2 separate regions of the Homo sapiens genome follow, and region 1 is linked to region 2. A link is an interaction called in ENCODE POLR2A ChIA-PET data of the cell type or tissue named here. Cell type or tissue: Panc1. All regions are shown on one strand.

Region 1 (4,000 bases), 70 kb before region 2:
GATTGCTCAAAGCAAGAAGCCTATAGTCTTCCACAACTCAGCCCCTCAGGAGAGAGAGTTGGGGGCTGCCGCAGAGGTCCAGAGGTCCCAGGACATAGGCTCACCTGTCATAAAAATAGCTTGGTTTTGCCAGGCACAGTGATGTGTGCCTGTAGTCCCAGCTACTCAATAAGTTGAGGCAGGAAGATTGCTTGAGACTAGGAGTTTGAAGCCAGGTTGGACAGCATAGAGAGACTCTATCTTAAAAAAAAAAATAGAGCTTGGTTTTGGATCCTGATTTCTCTGTGCATTTTAGTGTATGATATCTTAAGTGGTAGCAAGAGGGAGGGGTGGCAAGGGAGACAGAAGGTGGGGACGTGGCCAAAGGGAAATTGCCAGGATGTCCCTCTTCCATGCCTATCCCTCTCCTCATTTGGGGTAGCATCCTGTGTCCACCCTACCCCAGGGAAGAATGAAAACAGATTAATCTGGGCACACTGGCTCATGCCTGTAATCCCAGCACTTTGGGAGGCTGAGGTGGGTGGACCACTTGAGGTCAGGAGTTCAAGACCAGCCTGGCCAACATGGCGAAACTCCGTCTCTACCAAAAATACAAAAAAAATTAGCCGGGCATGGTGGCACACACCTGTAATCCCAGCTACTAGGGAGGCTGAGGCAGGAGAATCACTTGAACTCAGGAGGCAGAGGTTGCAGTGAGCCAAGATCACGCCACTATACTCCACAGCCTGGGTGACAGAGCAAGACTCCGTCTAAAAAAAAACAACAACCACAAAACTGGGATTGGCAGAGTCTGACTCTGAAGACAGTGAAGTTGTGTGCCTTTGTATTTACTCATCTGAGCCTCCCCAGTTATAATCCAACAACTAGCCCCTTAGAAAACTCCTTATCCACCCCTAGTAGCCTCCATAGTCTTCCTATGATTATGGCTGGGGAAGGATTGGAGATGGAAGCCCAAGAATGGGACTGGGGAATATTGTAGAGGGAGGAAGGGAGGGGCTCAATTGAAGCTGTGTTTATTAATTCTTGGGCTTGAGTTTGCCCCACCCCTTTTGGCCCCAGGGACCTCTTTTTTTTTTTTTTTTTTTTTTTTTTTTTTTTTCCCTTTTTGAGACAGACTTTTGCTCTGTCGCCCAGGCTAGAGTGAAGTGGCTGGACCTCAGCTCACTGCAAACTTCACCTCCCTGGTTCAAGTGATTCTCCTGCCTCAGCCTCCCGAGTAGCTGAAATTTCAGGCATGTGCCAACAGGCCCCACTAACAGTATTTTTTGCAGAGACCTGGGCAATGTTGCTGAGGCTGGTCTTGAACTCCTGGGCTCAAGGGATCCACCCACCTTGGCCTCCAAAGTGCTGGGATTACAGGGATTATAGGCGTGAGCCACTGTGCCCAGCTCCCAGGGCCCTCTTGATGAAGCATTTAAAATGAGTTTCTAGGCCAGGCATGATGGTGGCTCATGCCTGTAATCCCAGCACTTTGGGAGCCCAAGGAGGGCAGATCACTTGAGGTCAGGAGTTCAAGACCAGCCTGGCCAACATGGTGAAACCCTATCTCTGCTAAAATTTCAAAATATTAGCTGAGCATGGTGGCACCCACCTGTAATCCCAGCTACTTGGGAGGCTGAGGCAGGAGAATCGCTTGAACCCAGGAGGCGGAGGTTGCGGTGAACCAAGATCAGAGATCACGCCACTGCACTACAGTTTAGCAGCCTGGGCGATAGAGAGAGGCTCCATCTCAAAAAAATAAATAAAATAGTCCAGGCGCAGTGGTTCCCGCCTGTAATCCCAGCACTTTGGGAGACCGAGACAAGAGGATCGCTTGAGGCCAGGAGTTCAAGACCAGCCTGGCCAACACAGTGAAACCCGGTCTCTACTAAAAGTATAAAATTAGCTGGGCGTGGTAGCATGCACCTGTAATCCCAGCTATTCGGGAGGCTGAGGCAGGAGAATTACTTGAACCTGGGAGGTGGAGGTTGCAGTGAGCCAAGATCGTGCCACTGCACTCCAGCCTGGGCAACAGAGTGAGACTCTGTCTCAAAAAAATAAAATAAAATAGTTTCTAGCCTGGGCAACATAGTGAGACCTTGTCTCTATCAAAAAAAAAAAAAAAATTAGCCGGGTTTGATGGTACACAACTGTAGTCCTAGATATTTGGGAGGCTGAGGTAAGAAGATTGCTTGAGCCCAGGAGTTGGAGGCTGCAGTGAGCTATGATTGTGCACTGCACTACAGCCTGGGCAACAGAGCAAGACCCCCATTTCTAAAAAAAAAAAAAAAAAAAAAGTGGTTTATTTCCATCCTAATACATTGTGCTCCCCTCCCTACTCACCAGCCCCTACTCTGCATGCCACCAAGGCCCTTTTTTCTCAACTCCTTTTGCACCCACCCCAAGCCCCATTTAAACCCCTTTTCCTCATCTTAGCCCAAGAAGAAGCCGAATGCACCCTCTGACCTGGCCACACCCAAGATCGTGCCTTTTGACCTGCCTGAGACTGAGCCCTTTGACCTGAAGCCTGAGACAGTGCCTGAGCTCCCACCTTTTGACCAGACGCCTAGGGCACTGCCATATTACCCAGAGCCTGGGCCCCGGCCCACCCCAGAGGAGCTGACAGCCGGTGGGAGTGTTTAGGGTCTCCCGGATCCCGTTCTGTGGGCGTGGGGTATCTCTTCAGTCCACTGTCAGCCCACAGCCTAGTGGTGATCACTGCCAGGAGGGCCACCATCCCCAGTCACTGCCCACTGTGGACGGGTGCCGGGTACTGTGAGAACACTGGCGTTATGCAAAGTTCAGGAGAATGGGATGTATACAGTGGGGATGGGAGGGGAATGGAAGGGGCCTCCCCACTTCTTGGTTTCTGTTTTTAGTAGTAAATGCTCCCCCACACTTAAGCTGCACCCGAAGGCTGCCTAGCATGAAGGCGCATGGCTTCTGGTTCTGCCGTTCCCCCTGCTGCCTCCTCCTGAGGGACAACCCAGTTTGGCTCAAAGCCTCTTTGGAGAGGGCCATCATGAGGCTCAGGCCTGGGGTCTGTTCTGTGCCCTCTCCACCCACTCCCTGCAGCTGAGGAAAACATTTACACGTATTTTCTCCAGTTTCTTTTAGAAAATGCTTTGCAAAGAGATCGCTTATGTTTGCCAGATCCTGCCTTGGGTGGGGTGCCCAAAAGCTGCCAACTCACAGATGCCAGGAGGGGGACATTCTAGCTGGCTCTGGCTCAGGACCTCTGGCCTTCCTATAGCAGAGTGTTTCTCAACTTAAAAAAAATGTTAAAAAAATTTTTTTTAGAGATGGGGTTGGACTGTGTTGCCCAGGCTGGTTCTGAACTCCTGGGGCTCAAGTGATCCTCCCACCTCAGCTTCCCAAAGTGCTGGGATTACAGATGTGAGCCACCTCACCCAGCCAGTTTTTGTTGTTGATGGTTGTTGTTGTTTTCATAATCACTCCCATATACAGACCTTTTAGTTTTTTTTTTTTTTTTTGAGACATAGTCCTACTCTGTCACCCAGGTTGGAGTGCAGTGGAGTGATCTCGGCTAACTACAACCTCCACCTCCTCGGTTCAAGTGATTCTCCTGCCTCAGCCTCCCAAGTAGCTGGGATTACAGGCATGTGCCACCACACCCAGCTAGTTTTTGTATTTTTTGGTAGAGACGGGGTTTCGAACTCCTGACCTCAGGTGATCTGCCCCGCCTCCCAAAATTCTGGGATTACAGGCATGAGCCACCACCCCTGGCCCTTTCAATTTTTTTTTTTTTTTTTTTTTTTTTTTTTTTTTTTTTTGAGACAGAGTCTCACTCCGTCGCCAGGCTGGATTACAGTGGCACGATCTCGGCTCACTGCAATCTCCACCTCCCTGGTTCAGCCTCCCGAGTAGCTGGGATTACAGGCTCGTGCCACCACACCCAGCTAATTTTTGTATTTTTAGTAGAGACGGAGTTTCACCATGTTGGCCAGAATGGTCTCGATCTCCTGACCTCGTAATCTGCCCACCTCGGCCTCCCAAAGTG
Region 2 (4,000 bases):
TCACGCCTGTAATCCCAGCACTTTGGGAGGCTGAGACGGGCAGATTGCCTGAGCCTCAGGAGTTCGAGACCAGCTGGGGCAATGTAGCGAGACCTCATCTCTCTTTTTTTTTTTTTTTGAGACAGAGTCTCTCTCTGTCGTCCAGGCTGGAGTGCAGTGGTGCCATCTTAGCTCACTGCAACCTCCGCCTCCCAGGTTCAAGCGATTCTCTTGCCTCAGCCTCCCGACTAGCTGGGACTACAGGTGTGTGCCACCAAGCCTGGCTAATTTTTTGTATTTTTTTTAGTAGAGATGGGGTTTCACCTTGTTAGGCAGGATGGTCTTGATCTCCTGACTTCATGATCCACCGGCCACAGCCTCCCAAAGTGCTGGGATTATAGGCATGAGCCACCACGCCCAGCCTTTTTTTTTTTTTTGAGACAGAGTCTTGCTCTGTTGCCAGGCTGGAGTGCAGTGGCGTGATCTCAGCTCACTGCAACTTCTGCCTCCCAGGTTCAAGCTATTCCCCTGCCTCAGCCTCCCAAGTAGCTGGGACTACAGGCGCGCGCCACCACACCCAGCTAATTTTTTGTGTTTTTAGTAGAGATGGGGTTTCACTGTGTTAGCCAGGATGGTCTCGATCTCTTGACCTCGTGATCCGCCCGCCTCGGCCTCCCAAAGTGCTGGGATTACAGGCGTGAGCAACCGCACCTGGCTTAATTAAGGATCTTTCTAAACACAAGAAAGAATATTTATCAGAAACCAAAGGGAGCATGATGCACAGTGGTGAAACACTATTCTCAGTAAAAACAGCAAAAGATAAGGATGTCTTTTACCATTGATACTTTTCTGAGGGATCCAGCCTATGCAAAAAGAAAAAGAAATGAGGGTACAAATATTGGAAAGCAAGGGACAGAACTCTTATTATTTACAGATAGATAGGTCTTCCTCGAAGATCCAAGAGAAACAAAACTAACAATAACAATTGGAACTAGCAAGGTTTAGAAAGGCCATTGTATACAAGATAAATATTTTTAGAATCTGCAGTTCCCCTAATCAGTAGCAGCAGTAACCTGTTAGAAGATGTAATGAAAGTAAAGATCTGGGCCAGGCACGATGTCTCACGCCTGTAATCCAAGCACTTTGGGAGGCCAAGGTGGGCAGATCATGAGGTCAAGAGATTGAGACCATCCTGGCCAACATGATGAAACCCCATCTCTACTAAAAATACAAAAATTAGCTGGGTGTGGTGGTACGCGCCTGTAGTCCCAGCTACTCGGGAAGCTGGGGCAGGAGAATCGCTTGAACCTGGGAGGCGGAGGTTGTAGTGAACCAAGATTGCGCCACTGCACTCCTGGGCGACAGAGCGAGACTCCGACTGAAAAAAAAAAAAAAAAAAAAAGAAAGATCTGATTCATAGTAGTAAAACTAAATGTATGCAATTTGCATATACTATTGGTATGTATGGGAAAATATCTGGAAACACATATACTAAATCATTAAAGTAGTCGGTCATAGGAGACTTTTTTACTTTCTGTGAGGGGTTTTACCGTCTTTAATATCCTATAATCAGGGACATTTTTTCTTTTTCTCCGTGACCCCCTGCTTTTTAAAAAATTGTGGTGAAATACACATAACATTACATTTCAAATTTACCTTTGTAACCTTTGTTTTTTTTTTTTTTTTTTGAGACAGTCTCACTCTGTCACCCAGGCTGGAGTGCAGTGGTGTGATCACAGCTCACTGCAGCCTCAACCACCTGGGCCCTAGCGATCCTCCTGCCTCAGCCTTATGAGTAGCTGGGACTACAGGCACATGCCACCATGCCCAGCTAATTTTTTTTTTTTTTTTTTTTGGTAGAGATGGGCTCTTGCCATGTTTCCCAGGCTGGTGTTGAACTCCTGGGCTCATCAACTGATGAGAAAGAGCTCTCCAGGCAGAAAGAAGATCATGTTCAAAGACAGAAACAGAAATGTGTATTCTTGGGAGAAGTGTAGAAAGTTCAGCATCTGATTGGGTCGGGGAAGACAAGCTAGTCAAGGCCACATGATGTTTTAATTAGTCATGCCTAACAGTGGGGCCCTGGAAGAGCAGTTTACCACAAGGGGCCAACTGCTTCGGTTTGAACCCGCAGCCCTGCCACTTGCTCTGTAACCTTAAGTAAACAATTTTTACTCTCTCTGTTCCTCCAATGGGAGTGATAACAATACCTTCTTCATAGAATTAATTCATACATGTAAAATGCTTAGAACAGTATCTGACACATAAATGCAAAATAATTTAACTGCTTTCTGCTGCTGCTGACATCACTATCATCACCCTCACCATTACTGTAGGAAATGGGGACCCAGTGAAGAATTTTTTTTTTTTCTTTTGAGACAGAGTCTCACTCTGTCACCCAGGCCGGAGTGCAGTGACGCGATTTCGGCCCACTGCAACCTCTGCCTCTCAGGTTCAAGCGATTCTCATGTCTCAGCTTCCCAAGTAGCTGGGATTACAGGCATGAGCCACCACACTGGGCTAATTTTTTGTATTTTTAGTGAGATAGGGTTTCACCATATTGGCCAGGCTGGTCTCAAACTCCTGACCTCAGGTGATCCATCCACCTCGGCCTCCCAAAGTGCTGGGATTACAGGCATAAGCCACTGTGTCCGGCCCTAGTGAGGAATTTTAAGCAGAAAACTGATATGCTCAGGTGTGAGCGAGGTGGTAGGTAACACTTACTGTGCAGTGCCCTGTAGCCCAAGAGGTTAGCACACAGGCATTTGCTCAGGCAGCACTAGGATTTTCTGCTGTGGAAAACCTTTGTATTTTATCCTGCTCCACAAGATAAAAATAAGTGGTTTAAGTCAATTTGGATAGAGGCTCCAACTTACCATGGGAGGTAGGAAAGCCAAAGTTATCCCAAGGATGTTTTCAATCGTACGGATTAGGGGTCTGCAAACTGTGAGCGTGGCCCAAATCCAGCCTGCTGCTTGTTTTTGTAAATGAGGTTTTTTCGGAACCCAGCCACACTCATTTATTTATGCATTATCTGTGGCTGCTTTGGTGCTGCAGTGGCAGGGCTATTTGTGGCAGGGACTGTATGACCCAGGAAACCAAAAATATTTACCCTCTGTCCCTTAGAGAAAAAGTTTGCAACCCCTGATATAAAGCTATAAGTTGGTTATTTGTGGCCTCAACCCAGGCCTCACTGCTATTTTTTCTGTTTACAATACCTGGCATGCTCTTAAGTGTCTAGAATTGGTTAAAGATAGAAGAGTGGATGTAATCCCTGCTACCAAGGGCTGTCAGGCTAGTTGGGATTATAAGTACACAAACACTCAAAGTGAGAAAAACACAGAAAAGGATGTGTGTCATTTTGTCTAAGGAAGTTGAATAAGATTTCTCAGGAAAAGAAACATTTGAACTGAATTTGAAGGTGAGTGAGTTCAGGTGTGTTTGGGCTGAAGCCCAGGCCATGCTGAGTGGATAGCGGGTGGGAAGAGAGTGTGGAAACACACTGCATGCAGGGAAGAGTTGGGAGTCTGGGGTGACCAAGGCACAGGGAGGGAAAGTTGAAGTTATCAATTGTGTGAAACAGCTTTCTGTGTTGGCCTGAGATGTTTATAGCTGGAAGCAGTGGGGAGCCAATACAGTTTTTTACGAAGGTATTAGAGGTGGGTTTCTGTGGGTGATCGTTAATCATGTTTTCTCCCTTTAAGTGTAGTCCTGCTTGAGAAATAGACATGAGAAAGGAATGAAGGTTAAAACATCAGCTGTATTGTTGGTAAAACTAGAATGGAAAGTGTGGCTTGAGCTGGTAACCATAGGGGCTTTCCAATGCCTGTGCCCTGAGTTAGATCTTGGGGTAGAGAGACTGGATGTGCAGAGCAGCACCCCCACCCCACCCCAGCCATCCATATGGAGCTTCAGCTGCCATAGACCAACAAGGCAGAGGGATAGGCCTCTAGACCTGCTTCTAGAAACCAGGCTGCTGCTCTTGCTTATGGTGGGCCCTAGGAAGGCAAGAGTGAGAGGA

The links. ChIA-PET counts read pairs that join two places held together with the same protein. Peaks named below come from ENCODE experiments on the same cell type or tissue, not always from the same donor. Only the 100,000 strongest peaks of a DNase experiment are listed, where the experiment ranks them.
Region 1: POLR2A ChIA-PET joins it to region 2 with 12 read pairs; 17 of 35 experiments call an interaction of 5 or more read pairs at or near these places.

What each region holds. Positions count from the first base shown.
Region 1 is chr17:42,410,666-42,414,665 of GRCh38, reverse strand. The region is part of intron 1 of CAVIN1 (caveolae associated protein 1); the gene reads left to right. Among named protein-coding and RNA genes, the nearest start is that of CAVIN1, 11 kb to the left of the region's middle. In Panc1, no CTCF peak of the experiment used is centred here; no DNase peak of the experiment used is centred here.
Region 2 is chr17:42,340,837-42,344,836 of GRCh38, reverse strand. The region is part of intron 4 of STAT3 (signal transducer and activator of transcription 3); the gene reads left to right. Among named protein-coding and RNA genes, the nearest start is that of STAT3, 46 kb to the left of the region's middle. RefSeq lists a silencer at 1,386-1,455. In Panc1, no CTCF peak of the experiment used is centred here; no DNase peak of the experiment used is centred here; H3K27ac peaks cover 1,253 bases.